Regions from separate parts of the Mus musculus genome. Here regions 1 and 3 are each linked to region 2. Evidence: chromatin loops called from intact Hi-C (ENCODE). Cell type or tissue: heart. All regions are shown on one strand.

Region 1 (8,000 bases), 240 kb after region 2:
CTCCACATTTTACACATTATGTTATATATTTATGTTCACTTGTCAGCTATGTGATGGCTAATGATGAGGTTTTTGTTTTGACACAGGGTCTTACTGAGTAGCTCCCACTGGCCTGACCTTGTTTGCCTTTCCACTGCTAGGATTAAAGGCAAGAACTCTCAGGCCTGGAGAACAATGGATTTTTTTTCATGTTTTTATTTAGTAGATTAATCAAAAGATTAGACAGGGTGGCCTGAAACTTGCTGTGTAGACCAGGCTATCCTTGGACTCACAGAGATCCACCTGCCTTTTCCTCCCAAGTGCTGGAATTAGAGGTATGTGCTACCACACCTGGCCTTTGTTTTTGCTTTTCCTTTGACTCTTGATTTTTTACATTTGTAAGTGTGCAGGTGTGTTTGGGTGTGGAAGCCCGATGACTTCAGGGGCCATTCTTCAACATTCTTCAAGCATTATCTTTTTTTTTTTTTGAGATAAGATTTCTTCCTGGGTGGTGCATGCTTTTAATCCCAACACCAGGGAAGGCAGAGGCAGGTAGATCTCTGTAAATTCTATGACAGAGAACTTTCTATGTAGAAAGACCTTGTCTCAAAAAAAAAAAAATTTTCCCCCACTGGCCTGCAACTTGCCGAGGCTGAGTAAACCAGACTGGACTAGTCAGTTAACCTCAAAAGTCCACCAGTCACTGCCTCCCCAGTGCTGCCACTACAAGGAGAGACTACCACATTTGGATTTTAAAAAATTTTTCTTTTATTTGTTACTTTCATTATATAAGTCCTAGAGCTCAAACTCAGGTGCTCGTTTGGCAAGCACTTAACCACTGACCTATTTCCTGATAGTCTTTGTTTGTTTGTTTGTTTGTTCGAGACAGGGTCTGTGCATCCCTAGGGGACCCAGGCAGAATAAAAATTAATCTGATAAAGTGTTGGATGGGAAATTTGGCCAGAGAGCATGTCAGTCTTAAAATGGATTCAGGAGAAATTGAATCAAAGTAAATAAAAGGCAAATCTCAAATGTTGAGCAAAAGCAATTAAACTCATCAAGTACATACTGTGTGATCCGTCCATATACAGAAAGGTTTAAACAAGGCTGGTGAGATGGGCCAGTGGGTGATGGTACCTACCACTGAGATAGGCAACTTGGATTTCACTATTGGGATGGGAGGAGAACATTGATTCTTGCAAGTTGTCTTCTAATCTTCATATTGCTTGCTGTGGCATGCTCTCACACACAAAATAAACAGATGTTTTATCTGAGACAGGGTTTCACTGTGTAGCCCTGGCTGTCCTGGAACTCAACTCTATAGACCAGGTTGGCCTTGAACTCAGAGATCTGCCTGCCTCTGCCCACTGAGCTCTTAGAGTAAAGGTGTGTGTCATCATGGCAAAAAAAACGTGTTTTGGGGGGCTGAAGAGATGGGTGGCTCAGCGGTTAAGAGCACTAATTGCTCTTCCAAAGTTCCTGAGTTCAAATCCCAGCTACCACATGGTGGCTCACAACCATCCATAACGAGATCTGACACCCTCTTCTGGAGTGTCTGAAGATAGCTACAGTGTACTTACATATAATAAATAAATTAAAAACAAAACAAAACGTGTTTTTAAAGGTTAGAAACAGGAATGACAAATCTGTGGAGTTAGAGGTTAGGCTGTGGTTACCCTTCTGGGCAGAGTGGATAGTGGTAGAAGGTAATTGGGCTTCTCTGATGCTGGTATGTGTTCATCTGTTTGAGTGCATTGTTAGACTATGCTTATGACTACCTCTAGGGGTACACACAGCTTATACTTGTTATACATTATTACATTTGTAATAGGAATGCTTAATGTATATGGAGGTCCTCTTTAATTACCCATTATTCTGAGTTCCATATATATTGGCTGGTTAAACTGTGTCTCCTCTTTGTACATTTAGGCAGTGCTTGATCACTTTCTGTAAGTGTATGTTGTATTCATTTGCCATGGCATTATATGTGGAAGTGAGAAGACAAAACTGTAGAGTCAGTCCTCTCCTTCTACCTTTACATGGATTCTGGGGATTGAACTTGGGGCATGAGGCTTGTGAGGCAAACACTGTGACCTGTTGAGCCATCCCGCTGAGCCTTGGCCACTGTTTTAATCCTTAAGAACCATATGGTGGAAGGGGAAAAGTGGAAGAACACAAACTTAATACAGATGTTCTTGAGGTACCTGCTGATCCAATTCATCTGAAGTCAAACATGCATTAAAAACACCAGCCTAGGGGCTGGTGAGATGGCTCAGTGGGTAAGAGCACCCGACTGCTCTTCCGAAGGTCCGAAGTTCAAATCCCAGCAAGCACATGGTAGCTTACAACCACCCGTAATGAGATCTGATGACCTCTTCTGGTGCATCTGAAGATAGCTACAGTGTACTTACATATAATAAATAGATAAATCTTAAAAAAAAAAAACAAAAAACACTAGCCTAGTCCACAAGGCTGCATGGTGGCGCTGCATGGTGGACTGTGACTGCTGCTTATCTTATCCTCATGATTGCATGGCTGACTGGAAGCAGAGGCTCCTTATGCTGCTACTGACCAGTATTGGGGGAGACTGTTGTGCTGAATGTTGGGAAAAGATGAAAATAGAAAGTTGGAGGTACCACTTTGACTGAGTGTAAAGTATATTCCTTTACACTATTATAAAGTTAGATTAGTCTAAGTTGGGGACCATCTATAATAGTGATTAGCTTTGAAGACTGTGTTCATGTGACAAACTGTGGACATAGAACTTTTACCTTGTATCTCTTTTAACTGTCAGCTACTCTTACGACTTTTTTTTAAAGAAGAGTAAATTATAAAGAAAAAAGTAAATTCCAGATACTATTTTAAAGACAATTGAATTGAGAGGAGGAATGTTGACTGTCATAAATCTCTAGCATGTGTTTAAAAGAATAGTTCTAATAATAGTTATGTGTGGTGGTATACTTCTGTAATCCCAGTATTTGGTAAGCAAAGGCAAAAGAATTTTAAAGCCACACTATGTTCCATACATGCCAAATTCTGGGTCAGCCTGAGCTATGTAGGAAGATAGTCTATCTTGTAAAACAACATCAAGGTGGTAATCGTGGTGGGGAACAATGGTGATGAGATGTAAGGAGAAACAGAACTTGAGAAGAGCTAATTAACTCTACCCCCAAGGAGTGAGGCAGCTGTTGTTGAACATGGTGGAAGAGGAAGCAAAGTGAGACAGGGCCTTGATTTAACATGGAACTAAACTAAATTTGACTTTTAGTTGATCCAGAGTACCAGAAGGAAGCAGAACAGAGACATCGGGAATTGGCAGCGAAAGCTGGAGGATTTAATGACTTTGCAACTTTAGCTGTCATTTTTGAACAGTGCAAATCAAGGTATGTGAGCTTGTCCTTTGTACTGGAAAATGTCACTTTGATCTGCAGCTTCCTTACATACTTTTGGTCATGCAGGTTCAATGTTAGTTTTCCTTTTTCCCTCAAATTCTTTCTGAAAATGAATTTTACAGAGTTTTGTTTTCATATAGATACTCAGATTAAGTGATGATTAGATATTTGTTAATTCATATATGTAAAAAGAAACCTCTTTTATAAATTATTTAATTTAATCAGAGGACCTGACATTAATTTTTTGTAATATTTTCTTTTCTTTCTTTAAAAAGATTTACTTTAGGCATATGAATGCTTTGCTTGCTTGTATGCATGGGTACCACCAGTGTATGTGGTGCCCATGGAAGCAGAAAAAGGCATTGGATCCCCTAGAACTAGAGTTCCTGATGGATGTGAGCCACCATGTGGGTGCTGGGAATTGAACCCAGGTTCTGTGAATCACCAGAAATGCTCTTAAGGGATGAGCTACCTCTCCAGCCCCCAATGTTTTTCTGTTTGTTTGTTTGTTTGATTTTGTCAAATTTTCTAAAATGCTTTTTTAGTGCTTGTCCAGATCTCTGCTTTTGTTGTTGCTTGGCTGGCTGGTTAGTTGGTTAGTTGCTTGCTTTTTTGAGATGGTCTTCTGTAGCCTAGACTAGCAACAGCCTTGCTGTATAGTAGAAGATGCCTTGCACTCCTAATTCCTTCTGCCTTTATCTCCCAACTGCCGAGGTTACAAGCACCCTGGCCCTGCACCACCCATGACTGGTTTCCATTCTTTGTAAAGGCAGTGAGGATGTTTTCGTCTTTCACGGATAGAAGGTATTTGAAGACAGCAGTGTTTTTGTGTTGTAGTGGAGCTCCGGCTTCGTGGTGCCAGAAGCACTGGATTCACTGGCGGTGCTTATTCTCTGCATTTCGTGTGGAAGCTCAACTTCGGGAACTGATCAGGAAACTAAAGCAGGTGACTGCTGTGGCTTCTGTTGTCTGTTTTCTCAACTAGCGTTGTAGGTCTCTGTAGATCATACTGAATTTTCAGTGCAGTAATTTATATTTGTACCACCCATTCTAGTCGGTTACTTTCCCTCTGCATGCTACTCTGTATAGCCAGCCGTCTCTCTGACCCAGTGAATCCTCATAGTGGTAAAGAAATGTATCTGAAATAATGAAAATATTTTTAGATAGTCGTGCTGAAGAATAATTGATACACACTGAACTTCACATAGGCTGGTGAGATGATTCAGCAGGTAAGGGTGCAAGCCACCAAATCTAATGACCCAAGTCTGACCTCGGGATCTCACAGGTTGGAAGGAAAGAGCCAACTCCCAAAAGTTTTCCTCTGACCTCCACACATTGGCTTTGGCATGAGCATGTCCATTTGCCCACTCACCACATCAGTGTAAAAAAGACTTTAAAACATGAAGAAAAAAAAAAGTGGGGGCTGGAGAGATGGCTCAGTGGTTAAGAGCACTGACTGCTCTTCCAAATCCTGAGTTCAATTCCCAGCAACTATGTGGTGGCTCACAGCCATCTGTAAAGGGATCTGATGCCCTCTTCTGGTGTGTCTGGAAACAGCTACAGTGTACTCACATAAATAAAATCTTTTAAAAAAAAAGTGTACAGTTCTCTGAGTTTTGATATCTATACATACCTGTTTAATTATTACTACAGTCAAGACAGAAGGGCTGGGCTGTTGCATACCTTTAATCTCAGCATCCTTGAGGCAGAAGCAGGTGGATGGATCTCTCTTAGTTGAGGGGAGCCTAGTCTATATAAAAAGTTTCCAGGCTAGCTAGGGCTAAATAAGAGACCCTGCCTAAAAAAAAAAAAAAAAAAAAAAAAAAAGAAGAAGAAGGAGGAGGAGGAGGAGGAAGGAGGAAGGAGAAGAAGAAAGGAAGAAAGGATAATAGTGCTGGAGAGACTGCACAGTGGTTGGATCACATCCTGCTCTCATCCTGTTGAGAGTTTGGTTCCCAATACCCACACTGGGTGATTATAGCCCCCAAGAACTGGATGCCTCTGGCCTCCCTTCCTATACTCACCTAATTATACATACACCTCTCAAAATTACATGCTATTTTATGTGCATTTTCTGAGGTGGGTGATGTCATGGTCTGACTGTAGCACTGGCTGGCCTGGAACTCAGCGTATATCTCAGGGCCATCCCAAACTCAGCAGTCTGCCTGCCTCTGCCTCCCAGGTGCTGGGTAATCTTCTTCTAGGTCCTCTACCCCAAACCAGTTCTTCGAAGTATTCACAACACCATTCTTAGCCCTGGGAGATACCAAGCAGTGTGAGCTTTCTGGGAGGTTATTTACTTGGGCAGATACTTTCTGCAGATCTTTCATATTTTTTGTTTTTGAACATCTCTCCTGAACTTGCTCTTTCCTGTAAATTCCAGTCAGACTTGGCTCTGTTTCCTTAGTAGTAAGTTCTCTGGGTTCCGTTTGGAGTTTTTTTCTTAGAACTCTTAAGACTAGGGTGGAGCTTTTGTTGGTGTAAATTTTCTATTTCCTGAGTCATTGTCCTTTGTTATCTGATACATAGCCTTCCATAATTATTATTTTATATATTGTTTGTCTTTTGACTATTTTGGGTGCAATGCTAAATGTAATCCGTCTCATAATATATTGCCCAGAAAGTCTTTAGAAATGTGAACTTTGAAAAAAAGATTAGATCAAATTGTACTGTGAGCTATATCATTGAATACATACTCTTTCTACAGCAAAGTGATTTCCCAAGAGAGACTTTTGAAGGCCCTAAACATGAAGTACTACGAAGATGTCTTTGTGCAGGCTACTTCAAAAATGTTGCTCGAAGGTAAGAGTTACAGTGCTTGAGAGAGTTGATAGACACTACTGTATCTAACTGCAGTGCTAAGCAACTTAAAGACTGAAGATGTGATACAGATTCTGTGATGATAACAATTATCAGAAATCTTTTCGTAATTGCCATCTGTACACAGGGAACTGCAGTGGTTCAAAGTGAGGCACTGAAGACTAGAGAGGAAGGGAGGAGAGTGCGTGGCAAATGGCAAATGGCAAGAACGTGGTTGTAGTTTGGTAGCCTCAGGTGAAGGTTAGGAGCCAAACAAGATAGAAAAGCGCCGGGCAATGGTGGCGCACGCCTTTAATCCCAGCATTCGGGAGGCAGAGGCAGGCGGATTTCTGAGTTCGAGGCCAGCCTGGGTACAGAGTGAGTTCCAGGACAGCCAGGGCTACACAGAGAAACCCTGTCTCAAAAAACAATAGATAGAATAGCATCCCTGGGGAAGGTCAGTCTGGGTATGTAGTGTCAGAGCTCAATTATAAGATGGGGAGAAGCAAGGGATCTTTGTAAGGAAAGTAGTAACATTGGCAATGGGAAATTCATTATAAAACTGAAGAATGAATAACGTCAGTAAATATGTTAGGATAATGGTGAGGGAGTTGTTAGTAGGCATGTTGGTTTATGCCTGGTATCCTAGCAGTATCATCTGAAAGAGACTGGGAACAGGAAACCACTATTTAAGTCAGAAGAGCCTGAACAAGTGCTCTACCATAAAGAACATGGAAAGTAAAGGTGGTTCTGATTCTAAATTGAGTCCTTCTGCTTTAAAAGATATTATTAGGACATTGCTGATACTTCAGTGGGGTCTCAGGATTTGATGTTAGTAATGCATGAATGTTAACTTTCTGTTTTGGTGATTGTATCACAGTTATGAAGGAGAGTGGCAAGCATTTGGTGGTTATGGGTAAGACAACAGGTTGGAAACTTACTTCCAATTGTCAATGCTTCCGATAAAAATCATTTTTGTGGGCTGGTGAGATGGCTCAGCGGTTAAGAGCACTGACTCCTCTTCCAAAGGTCCTGAGTTCAAATTCCAGCAACCACATGGTGGCTCATAACCATCCGTAATGAGATCTGATGTCCTCTTCTGGAGTGTCTGAAGACAGCTACAGTGTACACACATATAATTAATTTTTTAAAAAAATCGTATTTGTTTTGTTTTTGTCCTTTACAATTTTCTGTAAATTTAGTTTATTTTAGAATGAGATTCAGGTTCAGAGAGAGACTGTTGTCTTAAAGTGTATAGCTATAGAGGAAGATACCCTGCATTGACCTCTGGCCTCCCTATTCACATGCATGGGCTCGTACACACACATACAAAATAATTGAAGAAATGTGAGATGGGCTAACATGCTTAAGTTACTTTAACATAAAATATAATTATAGGGCTGGTAAAATGGCTTGGTAAAGGTGCTTGCCCTGAAAACCTTATGACCTCAGGTTGGACCTTAGAACTGAAATAAAGGTTCATTTGACTCCAAAGTTGTCCTTGGCTTCCACATATGACAAGGCATGAATGCACCACACTCCCACCCACCTATTAATATATATTTTTAAATGTATAAAGCATAAACCTACCCTCTTGTAATAGCAGCCTCCTTTATTTAAATTGTGCTGAAAAGAAATGTTTTTACTGTATGGATAGATACTCTTAGGAGAAATAGAATTTGAGGAATACAAGTGTTTAAACCCAGTTCTTGTGACATTATTGTTACTTAAAGAGATTCCTCTTCCCTAGGTAAACTGCTGCTTATTTTAGTAGTTAAGAAAACATCAGTTACCTTATTGCTTTACTATTTTGATCTTTATCATTTGATT
Region 2 (8,000 bases):
ACCAACACATAAATGGAAATTTTAAATCAAAACAATCCCTCCTCAGATTTCCTTTTTCAACAGAAAGCCAAAGGCCTTTATGGTGTCTCTGTCTTTCCCTCAGCCTCCTGTCTCTGCCACATCTCTTACTCTTTCCATGACCCAGTGAGTTTTCATGCTGCCCCTTCACTCTTTCTCCACACATTCTGTCCTTGGGCCTTTGTACATCTCTTCCCTGGGTGAAATGTCTCACAAAGAATGGATGCTCACCAGTCCCCTGCTTAAAAGTTATCCACAGCTACCAAACCCAAACACTATTGCACATGCCAGCAAGATTTTGCTGAAGGGACCCTGATATAGCTGTCTCATATGAGGCTATGCCAGTGCCTGGCAAATACAGAAGTGGATGCTCACAATTGTCTATAGGATGGAACACAGGGCCCCCAATGGAGGAGCTAGAGAAAGTACCCAAGGAGCTGAAGGGGTCTGCAACCCTATAAGTGGAACAACAATATGAACTAACCAGTACCCCTAGAGCTCATGTCTCTAGCTGCATATGTAGCAGAAGATGGCCTAGTCGGCCATCATTGGGAAGAAAGGCCCATTGGTCTTGCAAACTTTATATGCCCCAGTACAGGGGAACGCCAGGGCTAAGAAGTGGGAGTGGGTGGGTAGGGGAGCAGGGCGGGAGAGAGAGTATAGGGAACTTTCGAGATAGCATTTGAAATGTAAATAAAGAAAAAAAAAAGTTATCTGGTGGGGCTGGAGAGAGGGCTCAGTTGAAAGTGTGCTTGTGAGGAGTTTGAATCCCAGCACCTATGCTAACTAAAAGGCTTTAGGAATGGAACCCAGTACATTAAAAAGAAAATCTTCAGAGGTAGATAATGCTCTCAGAAGCAACAGGTTATTAAACGAAAATTCCAACTGCAGGTGTTTTCCGTGGAGGCCCCAGAAGCCCTAGTATAAGTTTCCCCCATTGCTCCTCCTGGCTGGGGACTGATCTAGGGCCTCCGTACGCTGGGCATTTGCTGCCTCTGAGCTATGTTCCCAGCTCTCTCTACACAGCTTTTGATCAAAGTGATCTCAAGGTCCTCTTAGCCTGCAGCTTTGCACAGTTAGCACTGTCTTCCATCTGTGAAAACAGCACAAGCTAATAAAAACCTACTTAATAATTAGGGGAACAGTAAAACATTTTATGAGGTTGTAGTAAAAAAAAAAGTGGCCAAGGTTTGCATGGCTTGTGGCACTGAATATTTGTATAATCGTTCAGAAGAATATTATCCAGACTCTTAGGAAAACAAGAAGAAAAAGAGAACTGGAGATGTAGCTCATTTGGTGGAGTGCTTGCCTCCAGTGTGTGAGTTTCTGGGTTCTGTACCCTGCAAGTGAGCTTGGTGGCTTCCCTGAGCTGTGGGAAGTGAACCCAGAAGGTAGTTAGGGTTCTGGTTAGGGTTAGAGGTTAGGGTTAGAGTTAGGGTTAGGGTCAAGAGAAAGCGAGGGAGGGAGGGAAAGAGAAAGGGAGGGAGGGAGGGAGGGAGAGAGAGAAAGGGAGGAAGTGAGAGAGAGAGAGAGAGAGAGAGAGAGAGAGAGAGAGAGAGAGAAGAGTGTTGTGGCTCTAGTCTGTGTGTAATAATCCCTGAAGTTGGGAGACTGATTACTGTTGCCTGTTGCCATGATTAAGAAGGCAGCCTTAGCTACAGAGTGAGGCTCTGTTATAGAAAGCAAACATTCAAACATTGCTGGGCCTGATGCTGCAGGTCTATAATCTCAAACAGAAGCCAGAAGATTATGCTAAGATTCCAGGCCATCCAGGGCCTATCAGGTTTCTCTTTCAGTCTTTCCTGTCCCCTAACTTATGCTGAGACTAGTAGGTCAGTAATTCCAGCCACACAGGATCGGGAGCACTTGTGTTTCACAGTGAGTTTGTGGCTGGCCTAGAGAATGTAATGAGACCCTGATCTAAATAAAATATGCAAATAATGGCAAATATGCAAATCCGTGGTTAAGAGCACATACTGCTGCAGAGGACAGGGATTTGATTCTCAGCATCCATGTGGTGGTTTACAACAACCATAACTCCAGTTTACAGAGGCCAATACCCTCCTATGGCCATGGAGGGCACCAGGCATGTGTGTGGCATACATATGTACATTTTCTAAAAAATGAAAAAAAGCAATGAAAGATGTAAATAGTAGGCACAGTGGTTCATGCCTTTAGTCCCAACACTCAGGAGGCAGAGGCCAGCCCTGGTATACACAGTGAACTATATTCAAGTTAGCCAGAGCTACATAGTGAGACCCTGTCTCAAAATGAAATGTAAGTAAAAAGTAGGGATGAAGATAATATGCGTGTGTGTGCGCGCACACACATACACAAATAAATAAAGTAGGTAAATAATTAATAAATAAATAAAAAGGGCTGAGGATGGGGGTCTGTGATACAATACTTGCCTAGCTTGGAAGAAGTTCTAGATTTGACACTCAGAAGTACAAAACACACACACAATTTTAAAAGGACAACTCAGTGTGTTGGTTAGTTTTGTTTTTGTTTTTTTTAAATCAGCTTGACACAAAGTAGGGTCATTTGTAAAGAGGGAGTCACAATTAGGAAAATCCCTATGTCAGGTTGGCTTAGACTCAAGTCTACGGGGCATTTTCTTTGTTAATGATAAGCATAGAAGGGTCCAGTCCGTTGTGGATGCTACTACCCCTAGACAGGTGGTCCTAGGGTGCATTAAACAAGACAAAAGAAAAACAAACAGCTCCCCAAGCTGATATGTACATAAATAAATAAAGTAAGTAAATAAGTAAGTAAGTAAGTAAGTAAGTAAATAGACAATAAATAGAAAGAGCTGAGGTTGTGGTCTGTGGAAAACCAGTTTTGGAATCTGCTTTCGCCAGTGGAGTGTCACTGAGTACATCAACCACAGTCCAGGAGACCCCATGCCAAAAAGTAGCTGCTCAACAGAACAAACTCAATGGTGTTTTATGAACTTTTTCCTTAGTTTTGCTTTGTTTAGGCCTTTTTTTGTGTTATTAGTCTTTTGCCAGTTTGTTTTAAATTTTGTTTTTGTAGGGAGTTTTTGTTTCTTGATTTCTGGTTCTGGCATTCTGTTATTGTGTATAGTTTTTTTGTTTTGTTTTGTTTTGTTGTTTTTCTTTTTGTTTTGAGAGAGAATATAAAACTTAAAATTGGGTGGGGAGGGGAAAACATGATCAAAATATATCCTATGAGAAATTTTTAATTAAAAAAGGAAAAGCAGTCCAGATTTGGGGGTGCACAACTATCCCCCACTCCACCCCACCCCCACCCCCTAATACTGAGTTTCACTGTGTAGCCCTGGCTGTCCTGGAACTCACTCTGTAGACCAGGCTGGCCTTGAACTCACAGAGATCTGCCTGCCTCTGCCTCCTGAGTGTTGGTATTAAAGGTGTGTGCCACCACCGCCCCACTTGGTCCACACTTTTAATCCCGGCACTCTTTGAGATCAGTCTGGTACACAGTAAGGTCTGGGCCAACCAGAGCTACAGAGTGAGCCTGTGTCCAATATAAGAGCAGCCGTGGGGGCTGGAGAGATGGCTCAGTGGTTAAGAGCACCTACTGCTTTTCCGAAGGTCCTGAGTTCAAATCCTCGCAACCACATGGTGGCTCACAACCATCTGTAATGAGATCTGACGACCTCTTCTGGTGCATCAGGGTTAGGTTAAGACAGCTACAGTGTGCTTAGATATAATAATAAATAAATCTTTAAAAAAAAAAAGAGTGGGGCTGGTGAGATGGCTCAGCAGGTAAGAGCACCCGACTGCTCTTCCAAAGGTCCTGAGTTCAAATCCCAGCAACCACATGGTGGCTCACAACCATCTGTAATGGGATCCGGTATCCTCTTCTGGTGTGTCTGAAGACAGCTGCAGTGCACTTACATATAATAAATAAATTTTAAAAAAAAGAGCAGATGGGGGTGGGGTGGGGGTGGGAGGAGGGCGAGATGAATCAGCAGGCAAAGTTTCTTGCTGTCCAGGGTGAGGACAGCAACCCATGTGGTGGAAGAGAGCTGACTCTCACAAACTGTCCCCTGACCACTGATGGCATATGATGGCAGGCATATGATGGCATGTGTGCACAGCACCCCAACACACAAAATAAAAAAGGACATTTTTTTAAAGCCAGAGTATGATCATTAATCAAGAAACTTTTAAGTTATTTATTTTTATTTTATGTGCATTAGTGTTTCACCTGCATGTGTATCTGTGTGAGCTTCTCAGATCCCCTGGAACTGTTTTACACAGCTGGGAAATGTAATCCCAGCTTGCGGGAGGCTGAGGCAGGATTGCTAAAAGTTCAAGGCTAACCTGAAATACCTAGTAAGTTTAAGACAGCCTGTGAGACCCTGTCTCCAAAGCAAAGCAAAAATAAACAAAATGTGTTTTTAAAATCCTAAATAAATAAAAGAATGTATCTCTCCACAACCTTCTTAAAAGGATTTATTTATTTTATGCATATATGAGTACACTGTAGCTGTCTTCAGACACACCAGAAGAGGACACCGGATCCCATTATAGATGGTTGTGAGCCACCATGTTGTTGCTGGGAATTGAACTCAGGACCTCTGGAAGAGCATTCAGTAGTATTAACCACTGAACCATCTCTCCAGCACCCCCCCCCCCAAAAATGAGGATCTTTGGCTCTCTCCATTATAGTTGTATTCACAGCTCTTGGCCTCAAATTTTTAAATTTCAGGGTGATCCCGAACGTTATAGGAAGCTCAGCGTGTATCTGGCCTCTACTGGTAGTGATGCTCCCAGAATGTTCTTAGATTTTGCCTGAGGCTGGTTGGGGTGAAGAGAGAACTCTTGGATTCATTAGGAATGACCAGGCCTGGAAAGCGGACACTGGGAAGCTATACCCAAGTTTAACCACAGGAGGTCTCCCTAGACCTAATTATGATTTGAGTCAGTCTTGCATTGGGTTGTGGGAACTACCGAATTGTTCTCTTTTGGTAATCTGAACACACCTGTTTTTATTTTTAAAAAATGCTGCCGGGCGTGGTGGTGCACGCCTTTAATCCCAGCACTTGGGAGGCAGAGGCAAGCGGATTTCTGAGTTCAAGGCCAGCCTGGTCTACAAAGTGAGTTCCAGGACAGCCAGGACTACACAGAAAAACCCTGCCTCAAAAAAACAAACAACAACAACAAAAGCTAAACCTGGTTGGGCCTGGTGGCACACATCTTTAATCCCAGCACTCAGGAGGCAGAGGCAGGTGGATATGTGATTTCCAGGCCAGCCAGGGCTACAGAGTGAGTTCCAGGAGAGCCAGGGTTACACAGAGAAACCTTGTCTCAAAAAAAAAAAACAAAAAACAAAAAAACAAAAACAGAAGTTACATTGATTTATTTGTGTGTGTGTGTGTGTGTGTGTAACTACAGTAGAGAAAGTTGACAAACTATAACCTGATATTTTGGCTGAGATGCCAGTAAGAAGAGAAAAACAACATTACGTAAAATCTCAGGAAATGGGAATTATTGGATTTAAAAATGTACTGATTGGTGCCTTCACTGTAACAAATGTTAATAAAACCAGGAAACTGGAGGGTGGGGTGGGGTGGCTTGTGCCTTTAATCCCAGCAGAGGCGAGTAGGTTTCTGGGAATTTGAGGTCAGCCTGGTCTACATCCTGAGTTCCAAACTAGCCAGGGCTACACAGTGAGACCCGGTTTTCAAAACAAAACAACAAAAGCCAGAAGCGCAGGTCCTCATTAGGCTGGAGACAGACGTTAATTTCCTTTCGAGAAATGAGTTTCGGCTGACGACCCTCATCCAGCTTACTTACTGGGTTATTTCTGAGGGTGATGTGTCCTGCACCCCATAACAGGCTTCACTGCGGAATATAGCTCTGCTTTTGTGGCTTCTTGCCAGTCTTTCTGTGACTTGCTCAGCGGAGTACTTGGAGGCAGGTAAGAGAGGGCTCAGCAGAGAGCAGAGAAGAGCACGGTGCCGACTCTAGATTCCTCTTCTGAAGAGAGGGTCTTGAGTTAAGCTGGGCATAGTGGCTTACGTCTATAATCCCAGTATTTGGAAAGCCAAGGTAGGAGACCACCTCAATCTTGAGGCCCTCATACTGTTGAGCTACAATGTGAGACCCTGTATCAAAACGACAACCAGACCATGGCCCAAGCAGGAGGGCTTGAGCTTCCATCCCTAGCACAGGGTAAAAGCTGAGCAATGAGTCTATAGCTTCAGCAATGTGGGCAGGGAGAAGCGAATCGCTGGATCATCGGCCAGCAGGTCTAGTTGAATCAGTGAGCTCTGGGTTCAGTGAGAGACCCTGTCTTAAAATAAAGTGGAGAAATTGGGCAGTGGTGGCGCACGCCTTTAATCCCAGCACTTGGGAGGCAGAGGCAGGCGGATTTCTGAGTTCGAGGCCAGCCTGGTTTACAGAGTGAGTTCCAGGACAGCCAGGAGAAACCCTGTCTTGAAAAACTAAAAAAAGGAGAGGAAGACATCACCTCTGGCCTCTCCACGCACGCGCGCACACACACACATACGCACACACACACATGAATGAATGTGTGCACACACAACTCAAGATCTTCAGGCTGGAGCACAGGTAGGTTAGCATACACAGCATACAGGAGGCTCTAGGTTCAATCTCTAGCACAGACCAAGGTTGAGGTGAGACAGATAGACAGACATACAGAAAGAGACAGACAGACACATAGACACGGGGACACACACGGGGACACAAACACATGCACACACACACACACACAGGAGAGAGAGAGAGAGAGAGAGAGAGAGAGAGAGAGAGAGAGAGAGAAACCAGGCCTGCAATCCCATCTACTAGAAGCTACAAAAGAATCTGAAAAAAAAAAAAAAAGGTAAAGAGATCTGATATGGTGGCAATGTGTCTAATCCCAGCACTTTGTAAGTTCGAGGCCAGCTTAGTCTATATAGTGAGTTACATGCCAGCCAGGGCTACATAGGAAGACTTTGTCTCAGAGAAGGAATTGTACTCTGTGGCACACTACTTGCCTAGCAAGACCCTAGGTTCAGCTCTCAATATGAGGGACAGGCAGAGGAGTAAAATGGATAGAAGACCCCAGATCCATAGTCTCACCATTGGCTGTACTTATAATCAACATAGCTATTTATTTTATTTTATTTAGTACATGCAGATGGCATGAATGTAGAGGACAGAGGACAACTGTGGGAATGGGTTCTTTCCTTCTGCCATGTGGGTCCTGGGGACCAAACTTAGGATTTTAGGCTCAGCAGCAAGCACCCTCCCCTACTGAGCCATCTTGGTGCCCTGTCACTTGGGAAACTTTTAAAGCCACTTCTGCCTGGGCTCCACCTGAGACCAATTAAATCAGAATTGCCTTGGTCTGTTTCAGACATGTCCAGAGGATTCTGCTCTATAAGCAAGTCTGAACTCTAACCCTAATGTATCTGAAGTCAGCTGGGCCAGGTTTGATGGCAAGGCCTGGAAAGAAGGCAGAAGCAGGAAGACCTCTGTGATTTCCAGGCCAGCAAGGCCTATAGAATGAGACTCTGCCTCAAAGAACTAACAGTATTCCAGACCTGCTGCCACACACCTTTAATGTAGAGGAAGAGACAGGCAGAACTCTGTGAGTTCAAGACCAACCTGGACTTCAAGGTAAACTGTGAGGCCCTATCTCAATAAATAAATTAAAAAGTCAGTCCAATTCCATATAGACAGGCTGACCTTGAACTCACAGGGATTAACCCGAATGTGCCTTCAGAATGTTAGAATTAAAGGCATATGGTGCTATCCCTGGCCAGTGTAGGGTGTTCTTTACCCCCAAGAAATTGCTGGAATTGGAATATTGCCATCATTTGAGACTAAACGTCTGGCTAGTTAAGTTGCTAGGCATCAGATGGAATTGTCTTTGGGTAATAGAAATAGATTCCATTTTGGTGTTGTTTGAAAAAGGAGTTGCCTAGATGATGTCGCCTAAAGTCTGGGTAGTTGGCCTCAGATTTATTAAGCACTCTATACTCTGGT
Region 3 (8,000 bases), 350 kb after region 2:
ACGAGACACTGTCTTGAAAACACAAAACAGTGAGGTGGCTCATCCAGTAAGGGAGCTCACTGCCAAGCATGACGGCCGTAGTTCAATCCTCAGAAGCTGCCTGATAGACAAAAGAGAGAACTGACTCCTGCAAATGTCCTGAGCCCTTTATTATGTGCTCAGTTACCCACACATACACACAAAACAAAGAAAAGAAATAAAACCGCCTTTTAAAAAAGGGGGGCTGGAGAGATGGCTCAGCAGTTAAGAGCACTGACAGCGGGGCTGGTGAGATGGCTCAGGGGGTAAGAGCACCCGACTGCTCTTCCAAAGGTCCAAAGTTCAAATCCCAGCAACCACATGGTGGCTCACAACCACCTGTAACAGAGATCTGATGCCCTCTTCTGGTGTGTCTGAAGACAGCTACAGTGTACTTACATATAATAAATAAATAAATCTTTAAAAAAAAAAAAGAGAGCACTGACAGCTCTTCCAAAAATCCTGAGTTCAATTCCCAGCAACCACATGGTGGCTTACAACCATCTGTAATGGGATCTGATGCCCTCTTCTGATGTGTCTGAAGACAGCTACAGTGTACTCACCTATATAAAATAAATAAATAAATCTTTAAAAAAATAAAATAAAAAACAAAACCAAGAAAAGGCTTTAAGTTGATACAGACAGTTTATCTGTTAATCAGCGACACAGAAACATTCTAAGCGGCCATGGGCGCTTGTCCATAGTTTGGATGTTGTTATTTAATATAACTGATGAAATAACATGTAAAACTTAGTTTTAAAGTACTTCCTTGGTGAAATACTAGTTTAAGTATAAGATAAAACTTTCCATTTTTACAAGTGACCTTAAAAATCTGAGGTAGAAGGAGAGTAGGCAGCTGAAGACAGGACAACAGGATCTAGGTAGGCCTTGTCAGAGTGAGGTAAGACTGGGATGCTTGAGTGCTTATTAAGCTCTGTGGCTACATGGTTTGTTTCTTTTGTTCTCTTCTTGTTCCTGAATAAGGAAGTAAAAACAATTCCATATTTGTAGTTTTATCTTCATTGGGTAGAAAGAATATCACAGTGATACTCAATGCTGAATTAATTCCATCATTTCAAACAAGGCTGCTCTATACATACTACATTCACTTCTGAATCCAATATGTTAATGTTAAGGCATGAATGATTGGTATAGGAGAGTGTTGAACTAATGATCTGAAGGATAATTTGGGAGTTAATCTTTAGTACATCATTTCTCTAAGTTTATTTTAAAGCTTGGAATTTTAAGCTAGACCCAGTGGCACATGGTACTAGCTGCTTAGGGGACTATAGCAGGAGCTTTGGGAGTTTGAATCTGGCTTGGGCAATATTAGGAGGCCCCATCTCAAAAATGTTTGAATTTTAGAATTATATTCATATCTGCTTATCTCTTACCTGAAATAAAAGTAAGTAATTGATTCTATTTCTTAGTAACTTCTAAACTGGTATAAGTTTGTATTTATGGTATGTGTGTGTTTGCACGTGCGTCCAGATATATCTATCTGTGTATACATGTAGACAGAGACAAGTTGTCAACATTCGGTGTCTTCCTCAATCACATACCACATATTTTTTGACACAGGGTCTACATAAACTTGTGTTTAGCTAGATTGCCTTGCCAGCGAGCCAAGGGATCCTCTTGTTTTTTCCTCCCCAGTTCTGGGATCACAAGCATCCTTTTCAGCTTTTTGCATAAATGCTGGACATCTAAATAAAAGTCTGCATGCTTAAACTGAATCTCTCTCCAGTCCTATAACTGCTAAATTCTTAGTAGTGTAATACTGCATTCAGATGTAGAAATTGAAGGAGAGAGAAAAAGAAAAGACAGATTAGATTATAGGATATCTTTTTGTTCTGTTTTTGTTTTTGTTTTTTATTTTGTGGGGTGTGTGTGTGCGTGTGTGAGTGTGTGTGTTTGGCTTTGGTGTTTTTAAGACAGGGTTTGTCTGTTTCTCCCTGACTTTTCTTGAATTCACTCGGTGAAGTTAGGTTGTCCTCGAACTCAGATCCACTTACTTCTGCCTCCCAAGGGCTGGGATTGAAGATGTGGGCCACCCTGCCCTATCTTCCTGTTCTTATCTAGACCCACCATCTGATATTTCTTGAAAAACAAGATGAAGGGCTTTGTTTATAATAGATGACAAACCTAAAATCCTCTGGGAAGCCGCATACATGGAAGATTCTACTGAACATTAAACGGAATTCAAATGAGTCCTCTTTAAATTGCATACAAATTTAGTATAAAGAAATTTGAGGGCTGGAGAGATAATTGAGTAAAGTACTTTCTGAACAACCTTGAGGACCTGACTTTGAATCCTCGGATGAGCCATTTTCTGACCTCTACCCCTGTGCCATGGCACACAGATACTCACCTGCATGGACACATTCGATAATAATAGCAATAATAGTAGTAGTAGTAGTAGTAGTAGTAGTAGTAGTAGTAGTAGTAGTAGTAGTATTGTAACAGTAAAGTTTATTACAGAATTAATGTAAAGGAAAAGTAAAATCTTTGTTTCTACTAATGAGCATTTTTACACTTGATCAGTGTGCTAGTTTAGTGGAATGTAATTAGAATTTTCTCAGCTTTAACTTTTAATGCATATGAGTATTTTGTATATCTGCATCATGTGTTTGCCTGGTGCCTGTGGAGGAACTGGAGTTACAGACAGTTGTGAGCTGTCTTGTGGGTACTAAGAACTGAACCTGAATCCTATGCAAGAGCAACACAGCCTCTTTACTGCTGAGTCATCTCTCTTGACAATTTCAAGAGCAATTGGGAGGAAGTTCTTTCTCACTGCACTCAATGTTATATCTATTATATACTAAGTCACAAGTAAGGAGATAGAATCATTGAACTTATAAAAACTACTGCATTAATTATACATAAATGTTTCCATGGGAAGTTTTTAGTATATTTGTGTATTATATTTGTATATAAATTGTTAAAATTACATGTGAAATTTTAACACATTTTAAAAAAAGACAGGAAATCAAAAGCAGAGTTTTGATTTGTTCTTAATACAAGCTATTCTAATAACTTTAAAATTTACCATTTCCTTTGTGATTTGTAACAATGTTTTAATTCTTAAGTACAGGGGGTCTCTCTCTCTAGAATCCCAGTGACCAGCATGTCAATCCATGTAAGATGAGCCAGTTCAGCTCAGTACAACTCAGTAGTCTGTGTTGGTTTAAACTTTGAGAATCTGACCCCAAGTAGTTTCCTTTAGATATATTTAATTAAGTACAGTATAATTTGGTGAAAAAATTTCCTGGTGATAATTAACTCAATCCCATGTTGAAACTTTGTAAGAACATGTGACATCTTCCATAAAGATAGGTTCTATATATAGATCGACTGAGAAAAAGAGTTTCATGATAAGGTCTTAGGGAGGATCTGGTGTGGTTTTAGCCACACAGATAATAAAAGTCACCAGGCTCATAACCTCCTCTGCTCTGAAAGCAAGTTCTCTCTCTCTCTCTCTCTCTCTCTCTCTCTCTCTCTCTCTCTCTCTCTCTCTCTCTCTCTCTCAAGATAACCCTGCATGTTTAACATTCCTGGTTTCTCTAGTGCTTCTGTGATGGCACAAGGACCTCTGTGCTTTGCCTCCCACACCTGACAATCTTCACTTCTTTTGTGTATTGTTGTTTGTTTGTTTGGAAGGGGGTGTCACTATATAGCCCTGGCTGTCCTGGACCTTACAGAGATCTTCCTCCCTCTGCCTCCTGAGTGCTAAGATTAAAGACGGGCACCACCATGCCGGGCTCCCTTGTCTTTTGATGATAGGACTGTGTTTGGGAAACCCCAATTGCATGTGCTTTCTTTTATGAGCTTAGATGTGATGATGACGACATTCTGATGGCCTACTTTTTTGTGATGGTGAAATAGACACCTCTACCTTGTTGTAATCATGTAACCCTCAGAGGCCAAGCAGCCATGCTAGGAACGTAGTCTGGGCAGACATACAGTCCCCTTCTTGTCGGATTTTGTGTTTGTATTGTTTGTAAAGTCTTACAGTTCATGTAGTTTGAAAAACTAAAGATTAATTTCTTCTTTATCATGATCATGCTTTCTAAAAATTAAGTAATATGAAAATGCTTTGTATTTCGTGTCCATTGGTCTTCACAGTGGAAGTTGCCTCTTTGCGGTTAAACCTTGTTAATTGTGATCGAATGTACACCAGATGGTCACTTAAGATTAAGACTAAAAAGATTAGATCTTAAAATGAAGTCATATTTTTCAGTTAATGAACAATTTCCTTATTTTTAAGATTAAGTTTTTCAATTGAAAGGTTGTAATTTGAAAATGTGTGTTGGAACCCTCATCACTCAATCAGCAGAGTTGCTGTTTCCATGGGAGTGGTGGGTGTGAGCCAGAGAGCAAAGCGAGCTTCTTTCATCTCTGCGGAACGGTACTTAGTAGGATGATTAGCAGAACCACTGACTTGTGTTGCTTATTCTAATTTCCTGAACATTCTACTTTTGTACCTAGGAGAATAAGCTTTTTATTCTTGTTGAAAAAAAAAAAAAACCTACGTTATTCACATTCTCCAAAGATTGTCATCTACGAGTGGTTTGAAATCAGTTTCCTAGGGGGCTGGAGAGAAAGATGGCCCAGCAGTTAAGGCCAGTGTGTTCTTGTGGAGGACCTTGCTTTCAATTCCCAGCCGCAGATGGTGGCTCACAATCATTCATAGTTCCAGTTCCAGAGAATATAATGCTGTCTGCTGGCTTCCATAGGCATCCATGTGTGTTGAACACATCCACACATGCAGAACAAAATAAATCCTAAGATCCTTTAAAAAAGAGAAAAAACCAATTCTAGAACTTGTCTTAGTACATCTATATTTGGTCACCACTAGATGGCATCACTAACACAATCAATATACTGTTGTATATTTGCCTATAAAGCATTCTTACCCAATTCCCAAATGACTCTCTTAGCTTAGACACATGATTTATTATTTGTCTATATTCACACATACATGGTTTGCTTACATAAGAATGAACGGGGCTGTGTGTAATCTTAGTTGCAGGGGATCCAGTGCTCTTCCTCTTCTGACCTGAATACCAGGCAAGCATATGTTTCACACATTCATGCAGGAAGATGTGCATACAAAGAAAATCTAAAATAATTTTTAAAGGATCAGTAAAATTACCAGTTAGCCTTGCTTTCCATTGACTTGCATATGTGGAAAATAATTCCCACGGCTATATATCCTGGACTGGTCTTGAACTCATAGCATCCTTCCTGTCAGGGCTTCCCAAATAAGGGGATTGCAGGTGTGCACCACCACATCTGGTTTTCCATCCTTTAATGGTGAAGAGTATGCAGAAGTTTTGATTATGAGAGAAGCAGAGTCAAGTAGCTAGGTTGGAATGTCTGCTCCAATATTAGCTATGTGATGTTTGATGAATTTCTTAAGATTTTTGTTGTTGTTATTGTTATTGTTGGTGGTGGTGGTTTTCTCGAAACAGGGTTTCTCTGTGTATAGTTTGGCTATCCTAGAACAGTCTGTAGACAAGGCTGGCCTCTAACTTTCAGAAAATCTTCTGTCTCTGCCTCCCAAGTGCTGAGATTAAAGACATGTATCACTATCACCTGGCATATTTCTTAACTTTTTTTTTTAAGATTTATTTATTTATTTTATATATGTCTATGTCTTCAGATACACCAGAAGAGGACATTGGATCCCATTACAGATAGTTGTGAGCCACCATGTAGTTGCTGGGAATTGAACTCAGGACCTCTGGAAAAGCAGTCAGTGCTCTTAACTGCTGATCCATCTCTCCAGCCCAGATTTCTTAACTTTTTTTTTTTTTTTTAAGATTTATTTATTTATTTATTATATGTGTGTACACTGTAGCTGTCTTCAGACACTCCAGAAGAGGGCATCAGATTTTTGTTACGGGTGGTTGTGAGCCACCATGTGGTTGCTGGGATTTGAACTCCGGACCTTTGGAAGTGCAGTCAGTGCTCTTAACCGCTGAGCCATCTCACCAGCCCGATTTCTTAACTTTTAAACCTTAGTTTATTCAACTATAAATGGAAGTGATAATAATGGTAATTATCTCGTGACTGTTTTGAGGACTAAATGAAATAACAAATGTATCTTTTTAAACATGATGTTTAATACACATAAAGTATCTAGAAAATTATTCCAGCTATTATAAATACTATACTATGTTACAGAGTTTTATATTTTTGTTTTGAAGAAGAGAGAGTATAAAAGAGAAAAAGACCAGAGACACTTAAGGGTTTGCGTTTCAGTGCATGTGTGCATATGTGAAAGTCGTAGGACATGTTTGCTGTCAGTTCTCTCCTTTTTTTATGTTTTACTGTTTTTGAGACAGGATTTTGTTGTTTGTGTGGCTGTGTTGCATACTTGAGCTTCCAGCAAATTCTCCTGCTTCCACCTCCCGTTCCCCATAGGAGTGCTGGCATTCTAAATGTAAAGAGCTGTGTCCAGCTTCTCCCATGGGTCCTGTGAGTCAACTCAAGTCCTCAGACTGTGCCAACACAGTCTGAGGCGATCTCTGGCTTCTCAGCTCCTTGTTTAAAACAAGTGATCATTTTCAATATGTGTGTTATGCCTTTGTTTTCTTCTCAGTGCTAAAGATTAAACTAACAGCCTCGAACATGCTTGCCAAATTTTCTACTACTGACTACATCCACAGTCCACCCTTAGCTATTCTCACCAGCCTTGGCTGCTTAGTGAATCTCAAAAATAAAATAAAAAAGAGAAAATGCCTGCTGGGTGATGGTAGCACATGCCTTTAATCCCAGCACTCTAGAGGCAGAAGTAGGTGAATCTCTGAGTTTGAAGCCGGCCTGGTCTAGAGAGTGAGTTCCAGAACAGCCAGGGCTACTCAGAGAAACCCATTCTCAGAGTATGGGGGAGGAGTGAGCAAAATTAAGGTTTAAAGTCTTACATCTAAATAAGAAAGCTGAGTGTGGTGACCCACACCTATAATCTCAGCACGTTAAAGGTAAAATACGGAGTTGAAGGCTACCCTCACCTACATAAGTTCTAAAGTTGATTAACCTGGGTTTCATGAGCCCCGATCACAACAGCAGCAAAAGCTATAATTGCATTGGCAGGCTTCCATTGTGTGGTGTATAGACAGTTTTTGACACTAGGGGGAGCATTTTCCTGCAGAGAGATTTTTCAAAGCTCAGTTTCTACACTGGGCCTTTGGGATACCTACCCTTACAGACAAATGTTATTTTTAGCCTAATTCACTAGGATTTCTTTTTTCACACTTGGGATCAAAGTAGAAAAATGCCTGGAGCATTAGCATTCTCCCTTCTAAAAGCAATGTGAAGGTAGGATTTGGAACTATTGGATTATAGTATAAAATTGACCAAGCTTTATTAGAAATTGTAACCAAATTGTGTTGTCCTTTGAAAATTCCTCCTTAAGAGACATTTTCTTAATATGATCGTTTCAACAAAATACCTTACCTTTGTTATAAGTTAAACACAACAAATATGTATAATATTTGCTGCCCAGATGCCTGTTTTACTCTTAAGTTTGGATTATTTTATTTTAAAGTGGAGCAGAAATTGTACCTTTTTAAAATCTGGCATGTTGATTGTCTTCTCGTGTTTAAACATTGCTGTGGGTAGTGCCTGATAGTTGTCTGTGCTGCTCTAAGCTGTGTTTCCTTAGGTACAGATATTTCTGGGCCCTTTTGGCTCTTGATTCCTTATTGCTGGAAGTAAATATTTGGGAACTATCACTGAGATGTGGTAAAGTGAAGCGGAGAAATAGTTTCCGTAACTGTGCTGTTAATGCCATGATGGTGGTGATTGTCTCAGAGCTAACCTGCCAGCTTCCTCTTCGCTACTTTTTCTAACTCTGATGATTGCGTCAGTGCTCATCTGTGAATCTTTGAGTACAAAGAAGGAAGAAATTACCCCAAATTGGGTTGTGGTGTCACTGATACTGACTTCTGTAGGCACGGTGACTGTGGCATGATCAC

What was found. Hi-C counts contacts between places; a loop is a spot of excess contacts. Peaks named below come from ENCODE experiments on the same cell type or tissue, not always from the same donor. Only the 100,000 strongest peaks of a DNase experiment are listed, where the experiment ranks them.
Region 1: a loop joins it to region 2, with 3.0 times the contacts of the local background. A loop is called at or near these places in 6 of 42 quality-filtered maps.
Region 3: a loop joins it to region 2, with 2.2 times the contacts of the local background. A loop is called at or near these places in 8 of 42 quality-filtered maps.

Annotation. Positions count from the first base shown.
Region 1 is chr11:86,771,977-86,779,976 of GRCm38, reverse strand. Dhx40 (DEAH (Asp-Glu-Ala-His) box polypeptide 40) reads left to right here. Exons shown (of 18, transcript NM_026191.2): 13 at 3,248-3,362; 14 at 4,209-4,317; 15 at 6,079-6,173. Gm42085 (a long non-coding RNA gene) reads right to left here. Exons shown (of 3, transcript XR_880101.3): 3 at 4,311-5,116. Among named protein-coding and RNA genes, the nearest start is that of Gm42085, 18 kb to the right of the region's middle. In heart, a CTCF peak has its summit at 4,914 (motif pointing left); no DNase peak of the experiment used is centred here.
Region 2 is chr11:87,007,595-87,015,594 of GRCm38, reverse strand. No RefSeq gene overlaps it. Among named protein-coding and RNA genes, the nearest start is that of Ypel2, 18 kb to the right of the region's middle. In heart, a CTCF peak has its summit at 4,891; a DNase peak (open chromatin) is centred at 4,874; H3K27ac peaks cover 375 bases.
Region 3 is chr11:86,652,794-86,660,793 of GRCm38, reverse strand. The region is part of intron 5 of Vmp1 (vacuole membrane protein 1); the gene reads left to right. Among named protein-coding and RNA genes, the nearest start is that of Vmp1, 27 kb to the left of the region's middle. In heart, a CTCF peak has its summit at 4,880 (motif pointing right); no DNase peak of the experiment used is centred here; H3K27ac peaks cover 1,360 bases.